Linked DNA regions of Mus musculus: region 2 is linked to region 1. The links are chromatin contacts, found by Hi-C or POLR2A ChIA-PET in ENCODE. All regions are on one chromosome and are shown on one strand. The core of a region is the stretch at or near the end of the contact, and the rest is flanking DNA. Distances in the headings are between cores, read along the strand shown. Region 1 holds the start of Rcbtb1 (regulator of chromosome condensation (RCC1) and BTB (POZ) domain containing protein 1). Region 2 overlaps Spata13 (spermatogenesis associated 13).

What was found. A loop is a pair of places that touch in the nucleus more often than their neighbours do. ChIA-PET counts read pairs that join two places held with the same protein, here RNA polymerase II (POLR2A).
Region 2: a loop to region 1 is called in a map of T-helper 17 cell, with 8 times the contacts of the local background. The contact joins the enhancer-like site here to the promoter of Rcbtb1 in region 1. A Hi-C loop is called at or near these places in 1 of 37 maps with a recorded cell type or tissue (T-helper 17 cell). POLR2A ChIA-PET finds 5 or more read pairs at or near these places in 1 of 5 experiments (Patski).

Annotation. Positions count from the first base shown.
Region 1 is chr14:59,197,865-59,204,908 of GRCm38, reverse strand. Rcbtb1 (regulator of chromosome condensation (RCC1) and BTB (POZ) domain containing protein 1) reads right to left here and starts at 3,681. Exons shown (of 12, transcript NM_027764.2): 1 at 3,325-3,681.
Region 2 is chr14:60,735,068-60,742,132 of GRCm38, reverse strand. The region is part of intron 4 of Spata13 (spermatogenesis associated 13); the gene reads right to left. Among named protein-coding and RNA genes, the nearest start is that of Gm34997, 29 kb to the left of the region's middle. Within about 2 kb of position 2,348, at least 2 of the 3 ENCODE cell types and tissues checked have a DNase peak (open chromatin) inside an H3K27ac peak, as active enhancers do.

The DNA of each region.
Region 1 (7,044 bases), core at 2,432-4,931:
GCTGTCATGTGGAATTCGAGAGCTCAAATGCTCAGGGTCCTAGTAATAATAAAGTGTAAGTGTTTCCTTAAAAAAAAAAAAAAAGCCACCATATTCTTTCCAGAGCAAGCATCTTTTACTTTCTTCTTTTTATGTCAGCCTTCTGCACACTGGGTTGATGGGAATGTGCTACCCTGTACAGCTCTAAGAGCCCATTTGTGCATAAAAGACTTCAGGATATAGTCATCTTCTCTATTTTTCAGTTCACTGTATCTGTATTCTAGGAAAACTTTCAAATAAAGGGGTCCTAAGGCTTCGGGTAAAGCTTTTTGAGTACAACTTTGTAACTATCATCCATCTGTGTTACAACAAAAGATCCAGAAATCCTTTGGCTTACCACAGAGCCTCTCCTCCCATACCTACTCTGGTGGGCTTCTAGATACCGAGATGCTAACCTTCCTGATTAGCCTGGCAGTACAGTTTGCAGGCCCAGACAAGTCTCTAAGACAGATCAGCCTCAGAGCTTTTAGACTAGGAACACACTTCAGAGCTTCTTCACTCATTCAATGTCAAAAGGGCTACAAATACAGTACAGTTTCAAACATTTGCTGAGACACTAATTCTATCACTGTCCCAACTGCTACCACAACTTACAGAACTGGAAAAAGATAGCATGCCCTGAACTGGGACAAGACTTAAGTCTATAAACACTGCATGCTGTCTTCATCAGACACAGCTAAGGCCACCGGTACAGAGGTCACTGAATATCAGCCTCACAGCTTCATGTGCAGACACCATGACTACTTGCTGTCCTAGAATTTCCCAACCCTGACATGTCGAAGTCATCGTTTAAGAGGAGAATGGAAGGTGCTATAGCTGTCCTTCCTTGAGAGCCAGAAATTATTTGACTTGAAATACAACCTACAGTAATGGCCCCTGGGAGCATTTCTTCAGCCCTGTCACCCAAGGGGCTGCTTTTATATCACTGTCTGTACGTTTCTGGCAATTTTACAACGGAGTATCTGACATTTCATTGTTATAAGAGCTGATACTGAAATCATGTGCTCTGGTTGAGAAACAAACCACCCAAGTGTCTATAGGATTAGCAGGAGAAAACAAATCCTGTGATATGGACTATGACAAAAGATACTTCTCTTTAATTCCAGCACCAAGGAGACAGAGGCAGGAGGACCTGTATGAGTTCAAGGCTAGTACGGCCTACATGGCCAGTTCTAGGCCAGCCAAGGCTACATAGTGAGACCTTGTCCTAAAAACAAAGAAACAAACAAAACAAAACAAAACAAAACAAAAAAGGTAAGACAGAGCCCAGAAGTTAAACACCATTGTCTAGATTCTACAGTCTAGAGGTACATTCTGATCTCAGAATTCTCTCCCCCAGGAAAGAGGTCTTTCTTTCTGTTGTTTTTAAAGCTCTGGTCTGAAGTGGAACAGGAAGCTGCCCAGAGTACTCGTAGGAAAGCTAACCTTTTGTTTGTCCATTTCTAAAGTGACAAACACATTAGAAATGACATTTTGCTTAAGATTCCTTCTCTCATATGTGCTTATGGAAGATCTAACATCTTTTGAAAACCAAGGATTTAAACTATAAGCATGATGCTAACTTCATCAAAGGACAAACCACACAGGGAGAACATGGCACCTTCGTAATTCAAATAATATCACCAAGTGTTAATATCAGTAACATAACCTCATCAGTAATAACCAAAGACATAGAAGGAAGTAAGTTTTATATTTAGTCAGTTACACAGTCTTCACTTTAATTTAGTATATTTCTCTGTGATATAAGATTTAAAAATGTGTCACCAAAGCATGCCACTAGTCAAGTTGACAAGAAGTTTGTGCTCAGGGTTCATTATTGGGACTCTCTGTCCCCACAACTTTTTCTCGTGTATCAAAAAGTTATCCCAGCTAACAGTTGGACACATGAAGTGTTCATGTTCACAAACTACAGACTTTCCTAACATCTTCAGAGGTTTCAGAAAAGACCTTCTCAAATGAACTCCAGTACGTGAGTGTGATAAAGTCTATCTACTACTCCCAGAATACAACAGTAGCCTAGTTATTTGAACTGATATTCAGTATCTAAATTCTAGAATCAAGCAGATTTTGGTAGCTTCAGTGCCCAAACTTTTGCTAGTGGCTTTTTCTTACAATCTGAAATCTTACTGTGGAAACTCTGGAACTCCTCAAATTTCCAAAGTATATAGAACTCACACTCTAAAATATAAGATGTTTTCTCTAGGTGTAAAATTACAGATTATGTACATTCTTCTTTATATTTATTTATATTTTCTAAATTTTTCTTCACTCTTAGCTTGTAAATGTTTTGCTTGTTATCAAGACAGGATTTCTCTGTGTAGCTCTGATGGTCCTGGAACTCGATCTGTAGACTTCTTATAAACCGTATATTGTGGCCTAGATATACTTGAAAACTTGAAATTTTTCGTCTATATTGTGAGCCAAATTACATAGTAGATTAATTAACTGACATGTTAGGAAATCTATTCTAGTTAAAGTCCAGCAGTTTTTATCACATCTCTGGATACATATAAGGTAATGTACTGTCTTAAAATTTTTTAACTATAGATCCTAGTTAAGAAAGAAAATGTATTTCAATGTCTTGTCAGGCCTGTAAACGCATGAAGGCCCAACCTTTGTTTCATATGCTTCCTTTTAAGTACCAAATGCAGAAAGAGCAATTCAATTGCATGACTCTCGGATAAAGACCCCAGACTTCTCACTTTCTGGTACACACAGGCACTCAGTTTAAAACCTTAGAACACAAAATTTAAGCTACGAGCTTCATAGCTTTGGTTTCCTGTATATGTTCTGAGATTCGTAGAACTTAACACTTCGGATCATAAGACTTAAAAATCACAGAAGAAACACTTCAAAGATTAACGCATCACTTCCTCTTCAATAGGCACAAAGAGGGGGAAAGGAAAAAAAAAAAAAAAAACCCGCCCCGAAGTACTGGTATTCACACAATGGAGTAAAACCCAGGCCACAGAAGAAGAGAACCTAAATCCTGTTGTGATTTAAATTGAAGTCAAAATTTAAAAGACACTCTAAACTCCCGTAAGGGTCCCGTAAGCATCATCTCATGCCTGCCAGCATTTCTTGCTTTTGATGCTACGCCCGCTACAGCGCACGCCAGTCTCAGAAACTCCGATTGTTTTGCCCACCACGAGCTTTAATCCTCGTAGCAGTAACGGGGCAGAGGCGAGGGAGACTATGAATGTTTCTAAAAGCAAGCTGTATTGTCTTATAAAACTGCAACCCTCGGCTTCGGCGCTCTGCAGCAGTCAGCCTCCCACCGCTAACCTGCGTGCTCCGGGTTCCTCCCCCGCAGGGCGGACAGCGCAGCTCCTCAGAGGCAGGCCGCGGGCAACGCCACGTACTCGGCTCGCCGCACACCTGGGGGAAGCGCCCGCAAGACGGAATCCGCGGGTGCCCGGTGCGGGGTGCGCGTCGCCGGGGAGTCGCGAACGCGCCTGGTGCGCACGGCCCTCGGGAGGGCGCGGACTCAGCAGCCAGCGGCCGAACAAGGCCCTGTCCGGCTCGCCTGCTCGCTCGCCCGCACCGCCGCCCTGCAGCGCTCTACCTGTCAGGCCGCCCGGCCAGGCCCTGACTCCGCTGCGCCGCCGCCGCCTTAGCCGTAGCCGGCTCCTCCCCCCCAAAACCGGGAGCGAGCACAAGCGCCCGGGCCGCCGGTCACGTGGGCGGGTCGCGTCACGTGACACCGGAGCGCCCCGCGCAGCGCGCGCCCTCTGTCTGCTCAGGTTCCCGCTCGGGTTTGGTTGTAGACCGGGCTGCTGGCGCAGCGCAGGGGCGCCGTAGTGGCTCCCGCGAGGACCGGAAGGCGAAGGCGTCCCAGGATGGCAGCAGAGCGTGGCCTTCCTCCCGCTCCGCCCATCCCAGGCCGCTGGTCTTCAGGACACGTGTCTCTGCCCGGTCCGAGGAAGGCCAGGACGCCTAGGTCAGGAGGGCAGAGGCAAGGCTGCTGAAAGCTCTCTCTCTGCCCAGAACTTTTCTTGTGTTAAGCGGGTACAACTGAGGTCCGGAAGGGAGCGGCCGCTTTGTGCTTTGTGCTTTGTGCGTCTATCAGAAGAAGCTTATCAGTTGTAAAGTCCCCTACCGCCCTAGGCTCTCCCATTTGGCACTAGAGACCAAAGTCTACACTTGGCACCCCAACATTCAAGCTATCTTGTTTAGACTCACCTTTCCCTTTTCAGGTCCCAGCGGTAAATACAAATCCCCTTTGTTTTCTGTTTACCACTAAGCAGATGCGGTCCAAAAACCTTTCTGTCAGCACATAGTAACTACAACGTGCTTCCCCCCTATAGAGAATTCTTGTTTCTCTTGAGTACTTTCGGTGGATTACATTTTTAAATATATATATATATACCTTAAATTGCTGTAGGCCTCTCAGGGTTTGTTCATTCTTTTGCCTTGATCTCAAATGTTCAGAATCACCATTTCCTTTCTCAAAGAAAAAACAGGAGGAAGAGGTTAAAAACAGATTTTACTTAGAAATTATTGCAATATAGAAATTGAGCCCTATTTTATACCCTAATGTTTCTTTCTGTTGTACTAGTCCCTGGGTAAAATCTGTTTTTACCAGTTTAATGACTCTGGCTCTGGTTTTTTTTTTTTTTTTCCTAACATTTCCCAAAATATTCATCGGTCTCTCATCTTTCAAAATTGAGGTCAGACACCATCTATTCTTCTTGCAGACTTAACATCTTCAGTTGTTGTAAAAGTTCATTGAGACAGCCTCAGCTACAACTACTCCTCTAGTTATAATACTACATACTCAAAACAGAAAATTCACAATGCAGGTAAATGTATTACTCTGCATCTAAGAGATTAAGTATCTATTGTTACCTGATCTCACATATTATGAACTCTTCATAACAGGGCTATATGGTCTTACTACAATAACTGAGAACTGACTAGACTCTCACTATCAGCCAATGGAAGAGCAACACCAAAAATATGGAAATTTGGTAGACTTGAGGGAGGATAGAAATGGAAAATTATGGGAACATAGGGAAGAAAGGAGTCCCTTACCACAGAGTCTTTCTGAAGCGTTTTGCAGCTGCAAATAGAGTACAATTAATGTTTGTGCTGAAGGTTGCCTACAGAGAGACAGTATTCCTTTTTTATGGAAATATTTTCTAGTAAGAAGGTTAGAATACCAATGAACTATAAGGTCTGAGTGTATCTGTCCTTAGAACACCACCTTACTTCTATCCCAGATGTTTTGTAGGATTCTTAAATGATAATCTTTCTGTGTGTCTCTGTCTGGTCTCTCTTTTGTCTCTCTCTGTCTCTCTGGTGAGACAGACTGTGTGTGTGTGTGTGTGTGTGTGTGTGTGTGTGTGTGTGTGAGAGAGAGAGAGAGAGAGAGAGAGAGAGAGAGAGGGAGAGACAGCACATGCAAATGTAGATGCATGCAGACTATGTGTGTGTGTGTGTGTGTGTGTGTGTGTGTGTGTGTGTGTACAAGCAAATGTAGATGCAGGCAGATTTCATTCGCAGTGAAATATTAACCTCTGTAAACATTGAAAACATCCACCTTCCCCACACATCCTTGTGATCTAGATCTTGTTTTTTACCTCTCAGCTGTAATTCTATCCACTGTAGCCCCATTTAATCTTCCTTAGGAGCCCTTGGAGATGCAACTTCAGAAGCCACCGACATCCATTATATACAACTATAACAAATTCAAAATATGGTGGGGATTAAAACAAGAAAAAAAGCATTATGATTAACATGAAAGAAGCCAGTTAGCAAAAGGCCTGGAAATCCCTCCCAGAAGCTGCAGGAAACAAAATGGAGCGTGCTGGAGAAAAGCCTTTGGGATGGCCTTCTGAGTGTGGGAGAAGGGTGAAGCTGTTTACATAACCTATGAGGGTCATGCTGTTGAGAACTGAGGGTGTTAGAGGACCAGCCCTGTCCCACCTCTCTAGATCCCTCCCTTTCTGAGGAGAGCCTTTCTCCTCTGTAATAGAACCTCTATTTCTATCATGTTTCTTCATTCTGTGTTATTTTGTTCTAGGAAACAGTAATGTGGAATTTGGGCAGGTGCCCCCAGACTCAGAGCCCCATCTGACAAAGATAATAACACGTTCTCTCTTGAGAAGCAGACACCCATGTGCTTGGCAGGACACTTCCATCTGTTCCAGCACTTCTTCATTAACCTTATGCTTAAATCTGTGTTAAAATCTCTTAAATGCCAGCTCTACCTCTTTGTAATTGAAGTTTTTAAGAATTTCATGCATAAGTATTGTATCTACATTATTTGTGCCCCTCCTCTTTCTGCCCTCTAGCTCCTCCCATGTTCCCCAGATTGCCTCTCAAATTATTGACTCTCTTCCCTCCTTCCCAACCCCCATCTTTGTATGAGCACTTGCAAATGTGCAGGCAGGTAGATGTCTTCGCACAACTGTGAAGGTCAGAGGACAGCTTGTAGTAATCAGTTTTTCCCTTTCACGATGTGGATACTGGGTATCAACCTCAGGCCATCAGACTTGGCAGCAGGACCCTTTACTGCTGAACATTTCAATGGTCTGTAAATCAGCTTTACCATCAACTATCCTTACACTGGCACAGCAGATTCAGGAACAGAGATGGCATAGCTATGAAGAGGATAGCCACACATGGACCTACTTCGTGATCTCTTACTCACCGATGTTAATCTAACAACTGCAAACTGCCACCAGCAGAGACCATTGCCAAGATTCTACGTAATATAAAGTGGGGAGGTAACACTTGAAAATAGCAACCAGCAAGATGGTGGCAAATTGATCATATTGGGCTCTTTACACTCAGGAGAGGGAAGCCATTTATTTTAGTAGGATAGGTGAGTATTTTTTTATGTTTGTTACTTCAGGATCTCAGCCAATAATACTATATTTAATTTTAAATTTTATTATTGTTCTGTATGTACACACACACACACACACACACACACACACCAGTCTATGTTTAGAGGTCAGAGGAAAACTTTGAAGAGCTAGCCCTCTTTCAACTAAGGGA
Region 2 (7,065 bases), core at 1,099-3,598, 1.5 Mb before region 1:
ACCTACAAGCTTCCCCTCCCCCACTTTTCAGGGATGCAGGGCTGGAGGATGTGAGGTCTTGAGGAAGCTAGGCCTCAGCAGTCTGAGAATTACGGTACCGTCTCTTCCTTTAAATCGTAGCTTCCATGCCCCTTCTGTGGTCACAGGCCTTGCAGGTGCAGAACTGAAGGCTACTTATTACGTACATGGTCTATGACACATTCCCAGGGTATGTGTACGGGATGTTGACGGAGGAAGTCTTCAGGAAATAAGAGATATTCTGTATGCATAAGTTGGCTGTCTCAGGCACCAGGAAAAGCACTAAAGATAAAAGCCTTTGTGAACTGGGGGAGGCTTGTAGGGGAAACAGCAGCCTGAGTGAGGCCTGGTGGCCTGCCTGGGTTTACAGCTAAAAGGTTCTAATGATCGTGGGGGAGTAGAGACTAGACAGACCCTGGGTCTGGCTGGGACCCAGAGCTGCAGGAATCTTTGGATGTCGGCCAGCAGCGACCTGGCACTGCCCAGTACCACTGGCATTTCTCCTTATCACATTTCAGCTATGGCTGAGCCAGATTGAAAGAAAAGAAAAGCATTGGGGCCTCTGAGAGCAAAACCCTGAAAATGACACTTTTCCCTCAAAGAACCACTGAACAATGTTGGCCTAGTGAGGACCCTGCCACCTGATCTGCCCATTGCTGGGAAAAGCAGCCTTTTTTTTTAAAAAGACAGTAGTTATCTACAATCCATAATTTACATTAGTGAAATATAAAGAATTCACTGGGAAAGTGCCAGACCTCACGGGATGGGGTTGCAAAGTGACAAGGACAAATGACAAGTGACCTGAGCTGGTGCTGTAAATGCTTACAAGAACGAGGTGGGACATGGGACAGATTCAATACCACAGTGAGCTCTTGCTGAGTGGCTTCCATTAGCCCAGGTACACTGACTCAGCGCCCCACCGGCTAACTGGGGTGGGCGTGGCTAGGGGCAGAAGACTTGCAGCCTGAAGAAATGGCTGGCATAAAGACAGCTAGCATAAAGATGACATGAGGACCACACCAACCTTCCTGCATCGATCACGACACAGGTGCCAAGTGCAAGCTGCAAGACAGGCGTGAGTGTATGTCATTAATTCCCAGGTTGCTGTACTGGCTTCACTTTCTGGCTAAAGAAGCCTGGGCAAAGGCACCTGACCCCTTTCAAGTTCGCCCTGCCAACTGTAATAGGAACAGGTTTTCATGTTTCCTATACTCAAGGTTATTCTTCCTCCCTGGCGTTTCAAGGCCGACCTGAACTATACTTTCTCTTCCAAAGAGGATAAGAACCCAGCCAGTTCCCACCTATCTCTCAACACTTAAGCCTGGGCCCCCCTAACAGGTCCACTCAGCTACTCCTTGTTGTCCTTCCTGCCTCACCCCACCCAATACCTATGGTTTGTATGTACCTAGGCAGCTATTACATCACTCCTAATTCAAACTGCATCACTGCTCATCAGCCTCAGGGGAGAGCCAAAGCCCCGAGATCCTCTACACGCCACCTCACCCTGGTTCTGATGGTGTCCTGCTGCTCCTACATGACACCCTTCCTCAGACAAGACTCATGCTTCTCGACCATTCCATTTAAAAGCCACATCTTCAGAAAGAGGCAAGAGAATTGCAGTAAGTTCAAGGGCAATCACACATGGGCTATGTGTAGAGACCCTGTCTCAATCAATCAATCTAAATAACTAAATGCATTCTAAAAGGAAAGTGGGGGCTAGCAAGACGGCTCAGTGGTAAAGACGTCCACAGTCAGGCCTGAGGACTTGCATTCTATCCCCAGGTCTCACATGGCAGAAACAGAGAACCGATTCCCACTAGCTGTCCCCTGACCTCCAGATGAACATGCTTAAATAACAAATAAAATGATTTTTTTAAAAAAAACGTATATAAGTGCAGACTATTCTTTTACTGGGTGCTGTGAAGTGGGGACCTCAATAGAATATTCGTCTCCCTCCATTTCAGGGCAGCACTGGCCATCTCTGTAATGCCAATTACAGGTAACAAGACAGAAAATCTGTGTGCAATACAGGAAACACGGGCTGGTAACAGGCTGTTCTGGGAGTGGCAGTAACTGCTAGGCCCCTGTTCCTTGCAGGCTTTGCCTCTCCCAGCGAGGTCTAACGGCCTCCCAAGCCTGTCTCCATTCTTTGCCTTCTGTGACCTTAAAGCTATCTACGATTTTAAGTTCCCCCCAAACCTAAGGACTCCCAGTTCCCCGTCCCAGGGGTGAGAGATGGATGCTTTGTTCCTGCATGCTCAGCACCCCACGTAAACACCTGCTGCAGAGAACACACTCAGTGCTTTGCAAAGAGGACAGGAACTGCCAGCAGGGAAGCAAGATTCGAAGGAGTTACATAACCACGTAACACCATGCCAGGCCAGGCCAGGCCAGGATGGACACCAGGTCTCCTTAGCGCAAATCCCGGCACCCACCTCAGATTATGGCTAGAAAATCCCGCATCTCACTCCCCAGCCGTGCCCTATGCTGCGCTGCTTCCACAGAAATTCAGAATCCTGGTCTTGGGGTTTTACAAAAGCTCCACTCTGTCTCCCCTCCACTCTGTCTCCCCCCCCACTCTGTCTCCCCCCCTCCACTCTGTCTCCCCCCCCTCCACTCTGTCTCCCCCCCTCCACTCTGTCCCCCCCCTCCACTCTGTCTCCCCCCCCCCCCCCCCCCCGCAGTATCTAAGGCCTCCTTGGCTGACTTCATTCTGCTTCGGTGGTGCCAGACACTTGCAGTAAACGATTTTCATCTGAGCTGAACGCTGCTAATGGGGAAAGAGCAACTGAAAGCTCTGGTTTGTGCCTGATGGATACCAAAGCCTACTCCCGTCTCTGGGGTGGCGCGGGGATGGGGTGGGGTGGGGGTGGCGCGGGGGTGGGGTGGGGGTGGGGGGTGGGGGGGTGGTACCTCTTCCATGAGGCCCAGTCCTCTGCAGCCACTTCCTACCAGCTGCAAAAGACTCCAATTTCCTCTGCTATCCATGGGAGTTTAATAAAAGCAACTTGTTAACCTACAGTGATTTTGAGTAATAAAGAACTAATATAACTTCTCAAAATGTACTTCCACAAACCCAAGAGAAATAAGTATATATGTAAAAAGCGAATTGGTTGTTTTGAGACAGTCTCACTATGTAGCCCAGGCTCCCTCCTTCTATCTCACCCTTTCTCTCCAAAGCTGGGATTATGTGTATATATCTCCATAAACAGCCAAACGTGTAATTTTTTCTTTTTATTCTAATTTTTTAAAACCCCAGCGGAAGTCCTTTTTAAAGCACAGTTGAGTAGTATTAGGTTTGCTCCACAGCTGGGCTTGGACCTTCAGAACTCTTTTATCTTGCAAAACCGAAACCCTGAACAAACACTAACTTCCTTTCCTTCTTCTCTCCCCTGCCTACTCCTTGCCAACCACGTCTCTATTTCCTGTTTCTGTAAGCATTTCAGACGGTTGGTGTCCAGACCATGTAGTCTCAGCCTTGCTGTGACAAGTGTTTCACTGGGCACAGTATGCTCATGGTCCTTCCATGCTGCCCAAGTCAGAGTTCCCTCTGCCTTGAGGCTGCGTGTGCCGCCCTCTCTGTTCCCCCTTCCATGTGCTGAGCACACCAGGTGCTCCCACCTCTCAGCCATCTGCACGAGTGTGCTCACCACATCTTAGAAGCCCCGCTTTCGGTTCTTTGGGTTCTGAACTCGATCAGGATAGTGGTGATGTTGCTCGTTCTGTTGTAAGATTTTGGGAGTTTCCATATTGTTTTCAAGGTGGACACAGCATTTTATTACCCCACCGCCAACGCACAAGGGCCCAGCTACCTATAGGGTTTCTTTGGTTGACAATTCCAAGTATGGAAAAGACACCTTTTCTCTTTGTGACATTCTTTTTTGTTAATTAAAAACATAGTTACATCACTTCCCACGCCCTTTAATCCTTCCCAGGCCCCAACTTCCTCTCAAACGCATGGCCTTCTTTAATTATTATTACACACACACACACACACACACACACACACACACACACAAACACACGAATAAATATATAAATACAACCTGCTGAGTCTGTTTAGTGTTGTTCCTGTGCACTGACCACAGGGCTGTCAGCCTGGTATTGTATAATCATTTCAGAGCTCATCCCTGGGGAAGACTAATTCTCCCTCTCTCAGCAAAATAATCCTGTACACATGGAGAGGGGGCTGCTCAAAACCAAAGTCACTTTAAGATCCCAGACTCTAAGATCCCATCCACTACAAGAGCAGACGAATTATATTCCTAAGTACTTGCTAACTAAAAGCTTTAGCCAAAATCAGGAAGGACTCCCCTTATTTTCTCTTTTCAGTATTTTGAACAGGTGGGGATTGAACTCAGGGCCTTGAGTAAGCTAAGAGAGTCCCTACCCTTACCCTCTGTCAGATCTGTGTGCTGAGGTCAGCTAGAGACAATGCTGGAAGAACACTTTTCAAGAGCCCACCAGTTTCAGATACACAACACAGTGGGTTCAGCACGCTCCGGGTTGGACCACCATGGTAAGCCACCACCCTTTGGGCAACAGCTGCATGTTCAATTCCCCTGTTCCTTTCACAATGGCCTCTAGAAGTGAAACTCCAGCCAGCCAGCCAGGACCAGGACCGACCCCAGGAATGGGTGCAGAGGGCCGTGTGCTACCTATGGAGAATGGGCCAATGCCTAGGCTAGCAGGACGGTTAGGAACACTGAAATCAGCAGACCATCTTCTCTGAACTCAGACGTCACAGTTCTGAGGGAGCATCTGATTCTAAAGGTGAGTTTGACAACAAGAAATGACCTCACACTGCATCAGTACCGGAGCCATGCTTTGTACCCCCTTCCTGGCTATTCTCTGAAAAACAAGTGTCCTGTCCCCTCCCCCACCCTGCCCCACCCCCACCCCCCACGTCCGCTGCGGCTTTCTTCTCCAAACAAACCAGTCTCTTTCTGGCTGGCTTATTGTGGCAAAGTGACAGGGCTTAAAAGCACTGAACTGCAGAGTCCCAGAGAGGCCACCTTGGGAAAGCCATGATCTCTGAGCCTTTGCTTTCTCTTGTGTAACTGAGAAAAACACCCCTGACCCCCCACTGTCTGAGGCGGATGTGGAGCAAGGTGAGAAGAACCCAGCCTTTCAGCTAGTGTTCAGGGCTGGGCCAGGAGGTGGCACAGCTGGGAAGGGCTAGGCTGTCACCCACAGACTTGCTAATGCACAGTGCCCTTTCCCTGCCTGGCAGCTCCCTCCCTCCGGGTGGGGATTTCCCCAAGGCTTTGTTTGGGGGAAATTCCCTTGCTTAGAGCAGTCTGTTAAAAACATACATTTCAGAAACCTTCCTGCCGCTCACTATACTTCCTCCAGGCTGAGAAAAACTATTCCAGCTTCCCCTCCTCAAAAGCGGAAATGGCCTCACAGTCTGGCAGCTGTGGTTACAGATGATGGTGGGCCCAGCCCCTCAGCCCAGAGAGCCACCCTCAGGCCACCTCCTTCCCCACAGAGGGAACCAGCAATGCCCACACAGCTGCAGGCATGCCTTATCCACTCTTCTCCAGTGGTCCCCCAACACTCAAGGGCATGGCTCCCTGCCACATTGGAGAAGGCTTAGAAAAGTGAAAATCTCACCTTATTACCGGCCACTGAGCCAGGACTGAGCTGAGAGGTGTTTCCAAACGTCTCTCAGATGGCTTTGGAGTCAGACAGAATTGAGGCAGTGGGCCTTCAGGTTAACCTCACACAGCAGCACACCCACGGACCTGCTCTACAATGTGTGTCTATGGCCTGACGCTGCACACCACACACACACATACCACACCACACACACCACACCACAGGTTATACAGCAATGGAAGGCTCTGCTGCTGAGGACTGCTCCTGGTTCCTGTTCTGAAGGGAGACATTTTGCTCCCTCCCTCCTTCCCCAAGAGCTCAGCGTTCTGCATCATTCTTAAAGGCCAACTGTCTCTTGTTAGTAGATGGTTCCCTGATTTCCTAACTGTCTCTTATCTATGCTTCGATCCCCTACGATAACCACGTGCTAGAAGCACAGGCTTATCCTCTCTTTTTTTTTAATTTATTACGCATTTTCCTCAATTACATTGGCTTATCCTCTTTTAAAATACTGTCCACATGTACACAACTGGTTTATTTATCATTCTAAACCGTATTACTGCTATTCTATTTCGGTTAGTTATGTCCACGACTATGTCCCACAGACGTTAAGACAGGAACTCATTTGTGAGCCACTGTGTGCTGCAGACTGAACTAAATGAAGCACGAGACACCGTTCACAGTGGAATATAAACTGTAAAGTATCATGTCCTGCTGCCTTGAAATCCATTCTTCAAAAATAGTTCTCTTTGCATCTACAGACCAACAACAAGACTCAAACAGACCCTAGAAATAGTCACCCTTGTTGATTATCCTCTATAATGTCTAAGGTTCTTTAAAAAGAACAATTCTCCACCTGCAGCTCTCACGAGCACTCGACATGTGTCTGGCTGGAGGGAGAGGCATCACAATCGAGCCTAATCATTACAAACTTCTAGAAGTGGCTTCATTTTTCTACAGACGGCTCAGTAAGCCTTCAGTGTCATCAAAGCTACCAATGAGTATTCTCCCCTCAGTGTAGTCAGCTTGCCTGGAGTTCTGCCATGCTCACTAAGGATCACTGCGCTCATCTGTAAACTGACCAGACAGGAGGAGTTGGGATGGGAAGCCTAGGCAGCTGGCACCCCGGGGTGCCCATCCCTGGGCCAGCAGCCAGGAGGAATCTGGCTGCTCTCTGCCCTGTAGCAAGCAAGCTCCTAGCTTTACCTATGGCATGTCCTGGTCTCCTCAGTCAGCTGTTCCACCACTGTACTTTCCTGGTTTTGGTGGCGGCTGGCCACATCCATCCTTGCTGACTGACACTTGAGGGGTTACATCCCTCCTGCATTCCCTCTACTTCCTGACCAGGTCCTCCTGCCACCTTGCTGGCTGGAGGAATCTCTCAGGGACGCTGGGTTGCTCAGCTGTATCCTGCATGGTATTCAACACTAATAAGTGTCCTGAATT